Regions from separate parts of the Homo sapiens genome. Here region 1 is linked to region 2. A link is a contact called in ENCODE Hi-C or POLR2A ChIA-PET data. All regions are on one chromosome and are shown on one strand. The core of a region is the stretch at or near the end of the contact, and the rest is flanking DNA. Distances in the headings are between cores, read along the strand shown. Region 1 has its middle 2.8 kb from the start of ASB8. Region 2 overlaps COL2A1 (collagen type II alpha 1 chain).

Region 1 (4,084 bases), core at 1-2,500, 170 kb before region 2:
AGCTGAGATCGTGCCACTGCACTCTAGCCTGGCAACAGAGCCAGACTTTGTCTCAAAAAACAAAAAACAAAAACAAAAAAACCAAATAGTCTCTATTTAGTAATTAGAATATTTCCAGTTCAAAACTGTAATCCAATACTTTAGTCTTCATTCTAAGGTACTAATCTAAGACTGCTTTTCCTCCTCCTCCATGTAAGGCATATGGCTGGTGGCTGCCTGCAGCTTTCTCCTCAACTTTCTTCCTCCCCCACTAGATAACTGCTATTGAACCTGCTTGTGTAAAAGTGGGAGGAGGTAGGAAAGCTAAGGAGATAGGGCAGGTTTTTCTTTCTTGGTAGGGTAGGTCTGTACTACCTGGGTCTTGCACATGGTTAAAGCTGACTCTTTTTCTTAAAGCTTGCTTTAAAAGGTTCTTTGCAGATTCCCATCATCAGAGATCTCTTACTTGAGTTCCTTTGGCCAAAACCAATGCAAGTGGTTGACTGTGACAAACTGTGGATTGTAGCATCCCTGTGTTCATTTCTGGCTTCTAGCCACCGGGTCCCCCTATACCTCTAGACAGCCCATTTGGATAGACCGAAGGCAACCCCACGTTGGCTGTCTTCCATGTGGCCCACATCTGGTCCAGGAAAACATTTATACATTCGTCATCCCTCCTGAATCTGGGTGTCCAGACAGATACCAATGTAGCCACCTCTACTTTGTGGCTACAGCCCTCTTTAATTTATAAGTAAGCACTGGTGCAGTTTTTGTTTTACAACTATGGGGAACAATCTTCAAGTTCTCTGGTCCCACAGAAGCCCCTCTTTAGGCAACATCAGTACTTCCTTTCCCTCTGGGTAGGAGGAGAGTAGGGACTCAGCACATACAAATTTCTCCCCAAGAAGTCTCTTCACAGACCCTTCCTTCCTTCACTCTCTTGATCTCACCATGAGGTAGAACTGTTTGTCAACACTGACTTTGGACATAACAATGTTGTTGAAATAATCATCATTAATTGCAGTTGAGGATGTTCATATCTGTCTCCCAACCCTTGATAATAAGAGACTGTCTGTCTTCATTTCTGTCTTCCCTGGAGAGTTGAGCACAAAGCCTGGAATAAAGTAGGTGCTCAGTAAATGTTTGATGAAAGGATGATTGAATGTATCCGAAACCAACTTTTGTTGCGCACTGAATTCTCTGAGGCACTTCAAAGTAATCAGTATGGGCCAACTTTGGTGTCTCTTGCCTGGCTGACATGAGCTTTGGGGCCCAGCCAAGTAGACTGTGAGAGTGTTGCCAAGGCAATTCTGCATGCAAGAGGAAGTGTGGCAGGACTGGGGGTTTGCTGATAGCTGCCTGGGAAGCTGGCCCCTCAGGCAGTGATACCACCAACCACCCTTGAGGTGGTCAGGGCCTGAGCAGAAGGACTGCAGAGACTGCACATGCCCCTTGAAGCCCAGGCCTATTTCTTGGAAGTCTTTAGCATTCACATTTGCTATCTGAGGAGGTTTACTGCCTGGAGTGAAGTATTCAAAATAGAAAAGACAGAGAAGCTAGAGAAGGAACAGCAGTGAAGCATCAACAAGCCTTTACTGGGGGACCATTTTCCCTCACAACACATTTGGAGAGCCTGAAACTGACAAAGACTACCTGGGTCAGTGGCTGTTGATTTATTCTGGTTTCAGTCATTACTGATATCTGTCCAGAAGAACTAGAAAAAAATAATTCAAGTTGTGGGTGAGATAGTGTTCCAACTCTGCCAAATTTAACTTTTCATCACCATTGACCCAGAGAGGGACATAAAAAAGGCCATTGCAAATTATGTGAAAGAATTTTCTCCCAAACTGGTTGGCCTGATTGGCACGAAAGAAGAGATCAATCACGTGGCCAGAGCATACAGAGTATATTACAGCTCTAGCCCCAAGGATGAAGATGAAGACCATGTTAGTGAATCATACAATAACAATGTCTTTGATTGGGCCAGATGGTGAGTTTCCAGATTATTTTGGCCAGACCAGGAAGAATGCAGAAATTGTTAGCCAGTTCAATTGCTGCACACATGAGGGCACACAGGAAAAAAGAGCTAGCCAAAGCAGTGATGCTGGGTGCAATATTCTCTTGTTAAAGAGGAAGGAAGCAGCCAGGCGCGGTGGCTCACGCCTGTAATCCCAACACTTTTGGAGACCGAAGTGGGTGGAACACCTGAGGTCAGGAGTTCGACACCAGCCTGGCCATCATGGTGATACCCTGTCTCTACTAAAAATACAAAAATTAGCCAGGTGTGATGGTGCCCGCCTGTAACCCCAGCTACTCAGGAGGCCAAGGCAGGAGAATTGCTTGAACCCGGGAGGTGGGTGGAGGTTGCAGTGAGCTGAGATCGTGCCACTGCACTCCAGCCTGGGTGACAGAGTGAGACTTCATCTCAAAAAAAAAAAAAAAAGGAAGCTTTGTCTTCCATAGAAATATATATATTGTGTATATATATGTAATATATATAGTATATCTGTAATATATAGTACATATGTAATATATATATTGTGTGTATATATATATGTTATATATATGCAACCTACAGAATGACCTTTGCACCATTGTACCATGAGAATGTTTCTATTTTGGATTGGCATGTTACTCCTGGGTTCAGTCAAAATAGACTCTTGAAACTGTAAGATTACAACTCAAAGTCTCCCAGGTAGCTGTGGTGAGACCAGAGGACCAAGTCTAAATGAAGTCAGTGAAGAGTGGAGGACGCTCATGGAAGGACACAGCAAGGGAGGCACAGCCAGTGCATCTCCCATTATGAATGGGCCCTCCCAGCAGCTTTATTGGCTCTCCAGTGTTTTGGACCCTTGCTCATACAGGCTGTGGAACTGAATTTCACAGAAAAGAATAATTTTTATAGCACTTTGGCTTCTCTCTTCTTGAGTTATTTGCTCTTCTGTGTTCTTGGTGGCTGATGATAGTCAGATTAGGCTCTCTGCCATTCAAAGTTTATCTTTGTACTTGAAAGCATAAGTTTTGTCTTCTTTGTTAATGAATATCACTGTCAGGCTTGCTCCACTGCCCTATCAGCAGGTACTGATTTGACTAATAAAGATGAGATCTATTGTTTGGGGGGAAAAAAAGTTAGTTTGATTTCTCTAGGGGTCTCTTATGTGATTTTTAGCTAAGTGATGGGCTAGGTTTTCAATGACATGCCAAATGGAAATAAGAAGATATTGATCATGAGTGTGACATAGAGTAGTTTTCTGCATATACTGAGTTGCAGGCCAAGTAAAATAAAAGTGTACTCAGTTTTTCAATAAATAAGTAAAATAACCTGTATTGAGAGCCTATTTTATCACTCCCTGGGAGACTCCGCTCATTCTTACATTTGTAAGATGCTGATGGTTTCCCAGAATTTATATACTTCAGCATTTCCCAACCAAGAAATTTGAGAGATGTGGTCCAGTGTGGTGACTCATGCCTGTAATCCCAGCACTTTGGGAGGCCGAGGAGGGTGGATCACCTGAGGTCAGGAGTTTGAGACCAGCCTGGCCAACATGGTGAAACCCCATCTCTAATAAAAATACAAAAAAAAAATTAGCCAGGTGTGGTGGCAGGTGACTGTAGTCTCAGTTACTCAGGAGGCTGAGGCAGGAGAATCACTTGAACCCGGAAGGCTGAGGTTGCAGCCAGCCGAGATCACGCCATTGCACTCCAGCCTGGGTGAGAAGAGCGAAACTACATCTCAAAAATAAATAATGATGATGATAATAATAATAATAATAATAATAATAATAAAAACATTGCCAACATTTGCAACTTGGAAAAATTCACTTTTTAAAAAAAATCTGTATTTCAGCTTCTTTTGAAAAATGGACGATCTCACCATGGTGCAGTGGCAGGAAGTGGAGGGCATATTCCTACCTGGCAAAATTCCTTTGAGTCTGGAGCTCAAAGGAGGCCCACTCCTCAGACCAGGTCATGAACTTTCAGTTTACCATCCTCTTACTGATGTACATGATCTGTCTGGGCCTGCTTTAAATCTCTAATTGGTTAGATTTGGTTGCTTAGAACAAGCTCTGGGGAGTAGGTGTGGGGCACTCTGGTTAAACAGGCT
Region 2 (4,349 bases), core at 1,850-4,349:
TCATTTTTCCAGGGTGAGAGTGGTTCCCCGGGTGAGAACGGATCTCCGGGCCCAATGGTAAGTATGGACACCCTCCAGGAAGGTTTATCAAAGACTCTTCAGACTATCAGATGGCTGCAAAGAGCTCCCTTTGTGCAAAGTTCATATTCTGTGTTGTAGATTTCATCTGATTGTGAGCAAAAAGCAAAATGTATTAGACAGATGATTTGTTCAAGATTTCACCAACATTTCCTTAAGATACCCATTTTATCACACTAAAGATGCTCCCATTTAAAAAAATTCTGTTGAGTCTCAACATTTTGTCAAGCTCATCTACTGCAAGGAGCAAGGTGTGCTTGTAACAAAGGTTCCCAATAGGTAGCAACAGGAACATTCGTGTGTTCCGCCTGTGGAGAAAACTGTTGGGTGTGATCTGAGGCATCCTGGCTAGTCAAGGAGCCAGCACCATCAGGAGGTCCTTGTTTTCCTGGGTGTGGGCATCCTCCCTCTCCTCTGGTATCCGCAAAGGGCCTGCAGGTAGAAATGGTCACCCTGAGCACCGTAAAGCCAACTCATGCTTAGGCTGTCCTGGTGTGTGTTCCAGGGTCCTCGTGGCCTGCCTGGTGAAAGAGGACGGACTGGCCCTGCTGGCGCTGCGGTGAGTAATTGACAAAGCCAAACACCACCATTTGCCGAGCACTTTAGAGTTTACAGGTTTGTTTCTCTTGACCCTCGAAACAACCCTGTGAGGCATAGGGAGTATTGTTATCCCTTAAGAATTCACCCCCAGTGTGCCCATCAAAACTTCCCAGGCTGAGTCTGCACAGTTGAAGGAGGAAGGATAGGAATGGGAGGGTCGATGGGTGAAAGCATGATTCTCTTAACCAGTCCAGATTATCAGGTAATCCCTTCAACAACCACCACCCACTCCCTGGGCAATCCAGCTGGAGTTTACAGACAGACTTAGCTGGCTATAGCACCACCGTGCTACTCTCTGTTCTTCCTGGTTGCTCAAATGCCCTAGAAAAGTGGAACAGGTGAGCATCAACTCACAGGGCTCTATGCTGGCTGCTGCTGTGAGGGATGTTATGCTATAGTACCAGGGGCCACCATTCCATAGGCACTTCCTGTGTTTAATACCCTATATGCTTTACTTCATCTCATCTTCCTCCATATCCTGAGAGGTGGTTCTATTCTTCTCCCCATTTTACGGATGAAAAAACCGAGACACAGAAAGGTGAAATAGCTTAAGATAAATAGTGCCTTGCAGCCTTAGACTCTGGTGGCCTCTAGTTAATGTGGGAAATTAAGGGTGAGGGGATTGGCAGCTGATGGAGGGTGCAGGGTGCCAGACAGAGGCGTTTAGCTCTGATTCCTTAGCAATAGAGAGTCCTTGTAGGCACTTGGTCAGGCGAGTGATGCGATGAAAGCTGTGTTTAAGAAAGATTATGCTTTCTGCTGATTTCATACCCCCAACACCCAAGCTCTGAGGCCCCTCCTCACAGGTCCTTGCAGGGCTGGCCAAAATAAAGCAGCTTCACTCCGTTGTGCTGCTTTCCAGCTAATGTGTCTGTTTGGCAGAAGTTTCCCTCAAAGGCAGATCAGTGAAATAAGCAGAAGCCTCGACCCCCCTTTGTCAGCCAGAGCTGCTGAAGTGCCTTGCCCCAGGGTCACTTTGTGTGAGGGGATTAGAGAGCACTGGGGCTGCCAAGAAACACTGCCGTTTCTACAGATTAGCAGGATGCTGGCTTGTGGCCTTTTAGCGAGGCTCAGAGCTGCGGTGGCCCTAGTCTGCATGGGCTAAAGACAAGCTCCATCTCCTGTCCTTGTTCCCTCCTTCCTGGGCACAGCCGCCCTGCTTCTTGGTTCTCTCTGTTGGTTCCTGTCCGCACGGTAGTTAGGCTGGCAGCGTGTGTAGGATTTGGCTTAGAAGATTGACAACATTGCCTTTGAGCCCTTCTTTGCTACTCCTCCCTCTCCCCTCCCATCAGACTCCTCTCTGGAGTCTGCTCTGCGAGGCCTCTGCTCTGTGGTATCCCAGCAGCCTTCTCAGCCTTGACTTCCAGAAGGGGGCTGTGCAGTGTCCGGGGTGTGCAGGCCCCAGACACGGGGTAGGCTCATGGAGATCCAAGTGCTGATCTAGTGTCAAGGCTGGCCTGGAGACTGGGCTGGGTTGGTGTCTGCCTGCTGTGGTCATGTGCCCTCCCTTGGGCCTGTATCCTCTCTCCAGACTTGCTGCAGGGAGAGGTGGCAGATGTCAGCCTAGTTCTGGCCTCTCAGAGCAGCATGGCAGCTCCCTTTCACTCAGGCCCAGGCTGGGCCCTCCTGCTGGCTGACCCCTGGGGAGAGGGTGCTCCAGAGCTCCCCAAGGAACTGCTTCCCGAAGCAGCCAGGCCAGCCCAGAGGGGCTGTGGCCAATCCTGAAGCTTTATGTTCCTGCTGACATTTTTTCTAAGTTTTCTCTTGCTTTCCTCTTAAATGCCAATCTGGAGAGTCTCCGTTAGGAGAAATGGACCCCAGCCAGGAAGAAGAGTTGAGTTGTATTTAAAACACGAGCTCCCCCTAAAGCATCCTTCTTTAGCTTCTAAGGAGAGGCAGAGACTGACAGGCAGGACTCAGCAGGAAAAGGTACCCCCCTGACCTGCTCAGTCAGGCCCTAGGCCCAGCTCCACCCAGCCTGTGGCCCCCAGAGTTTCGGTAAAGAGTTCCCTGGGCCTTAAGGAACCTTGAGAGAGCATTTGAGGGGTGCCACCACAAACTTGGCAGAAAAAACCCTCCCCCTCCAAGTCCAGTCCTAGAGAAGGAGCTGGCAACCTTGCCTTGCTTTGTAAGCAAAAGCCTCTTAGGGCTTGAGCTCAGATGTAGTGTTTGAGCTGTGGCTGGTGCCCTGCCCCATCAGGGAGCCAATGGTAGACATCCTATGGGCATCTTTGTTTTCCGTAAGAGCAGGCTGTCTGGGGATGGGCCAGAGGAAGAGGCAACCTGGAGTCAACCAAGAGGAGGCCTTAACCAAGCCTTAACCACAGAGGTTAACCAAGCCTTGAAAGCGCTTCCCCCTGAGCAGGCAGGAAGCACTGAGTCCACATGGTTGCCTCGCTGTTTCATTTCCTTACACTCAATTCTCTCAGTCTTTAAATGATCACTTGGCCTTGAAGTTACGGATATTTGGGGTCTGAACTGAAGTTGAAGAAAAGAGAAAATGATTTAAGCTTTGTTTAAGATTAGGGGCCAGGTGCGGTGGCTCACGCCTGTAATCCCAGCACCTTGGGAGCCTGAGGCGGGTGGATCACCTGAGGTCAGGAGTTCCAGACCAGCCTGGCCAACATAGCAAAACCCAGTCTCTACTAAAAATAACAATAAAAAAAATAGCCAGGTGTGGTGACACATGCCTGTAATCCCAGTTACTCAGGAGGCTGAGGCAGAATTGCTTGAACTTGAGAGGTGGAGGTTGTAGTGAGCCAAGACCGCACCACTGCACTCCAGCCTGGCGACAGAGCCAGACTCCGTCTCAAAAACAACAACAAAAAAAGATTAGAAGAAGCCCATTACTGCCTTCTGGCCACCCACTCGCACAGACACCAAAACTGCAGCCCACACCTCGCCATCCTCGTGCTCTGCCCTGGGACACCCCAGGCACAGTGTGTCCTTCGTTTTCTGTAAGGGTGGGCTGGGAGCAGGGACGGACAGGGCCTGTGGGCACCTCTCATGGTCACTTCCTTCTTGCTCACAGGGTGCCCGAGGCAACGATGGTCAGCCAGGCCCCGCAGGGCCTCCGGTAAGTTCATTTCATCCTCAGCAGGTCATTGTTGCTGTGCTTTAAGTCCCGTTAAGCAGCCCAAGGCAGTCTGCAGGGTGTATTGGGTGCAACCACAGCAGCACTCTGATGTCTACTGGAAAGGGGGAGGAAAGAGAAGAAGTTTGTAAATATCAATTGAGCATATCGATAACAAGCTTTGAAGCATGGGCTCATTTTCCTCAGCCATCCTTTCAGCAGTCTTTTTAGAGGAGGGAGGTCAAAGGAGTTTCTGCTTCTCACCACAGATGTAGTCAGAAACTTGCTTTGCCTTCTGAAGCCAGGCAAAGTTTCCTGGGGACGCTGGCAATGGGGACAATTTTCATCCAAGGCCTTTTAGCCACAATGGATATGGAGTGAAATCAGTACAGAGGAGGGAAGGAGTGTGAGGTGTCGGGGTGGCTCGCTTTGGAGGCCAGAACTGGCATTCACCTCTCTTCTCATCCGCCTACTCTCTCCAGGGTCCTGTCGGTCCTGCTGGTGGTCCTGGCTTCCCTGGTGCTCCTGGAGCCAAGGTACGTGCCCTGTTGTCCAGTCAGGAACTTCTGGGTGCCGAGAAGCTGTCCTTTCCCCGTAA

Evidence for each region. Hi-C counts contacts between places; a loop is a spot of excess contacts on that map. ChIA-PET counts read pairs that join two places held with the same protein, here RNA polymerase II (POLR2A). Pooled maps may share reads with other maps.
Region 1: a loop to region 2 is called in a map of posterior vena cava, with 23 times the contacts of the local background. The contact joins two enhancer-like sites. A Hi-C loop is called at or near these places in 4 of 168 maps with a recorded cell type or tissue (K562, OCI-LY7, colonic mucosa and 1 more), 4 of 37 single-sample maps with no recorded cell type and 14 of 50 pooled maps. POLR2A ChIA-PET finds 5 or more read pairs at or near these places in 6 of 52 experiments (A673, AG04450, K562 and 3 more).

What each region holds. Positions count from the first base shown.
Region 1 is chr12:48,158,227-48,162,310 of GRCh38, reverse strand. It overlaps the pseudogene LOC100421855. Among named protein-coding and RNA genes, the nearest start is that of ASB8, 2.8 kb to the right of the region's middle. Within about 2 kb of position 1,250, at least 2 of the 41 ENCODE cell types and tissues checked have a DNase peak (open chromatin) inside an H3K27ac peak, as active enhancers do.
Region 2 is chr12:47,989,166-47,993,514 of GRCh38, reverse strand. COL2A1 (collagen type II alpha 1 chain) reads left to right here. Exons shown (of 54, transcript NM_001844.5): 15 at 13-57; 16 at 584-637; 17 at 3,710-3,754; 18 at 4,234-4,287. Among named protein-coding and RNA genes, the nearest start is that of COL2A1, 13 kb to the left of the region's middle. RefSeq lists an enhancer at 3,252-3,301. Within about 2 kb of position 3,099, at least 2 of the 41 ENCODE cell types and tissues checked have a DNase peak (open chromatin) inside an H3K27ac peak, as active enhancers do.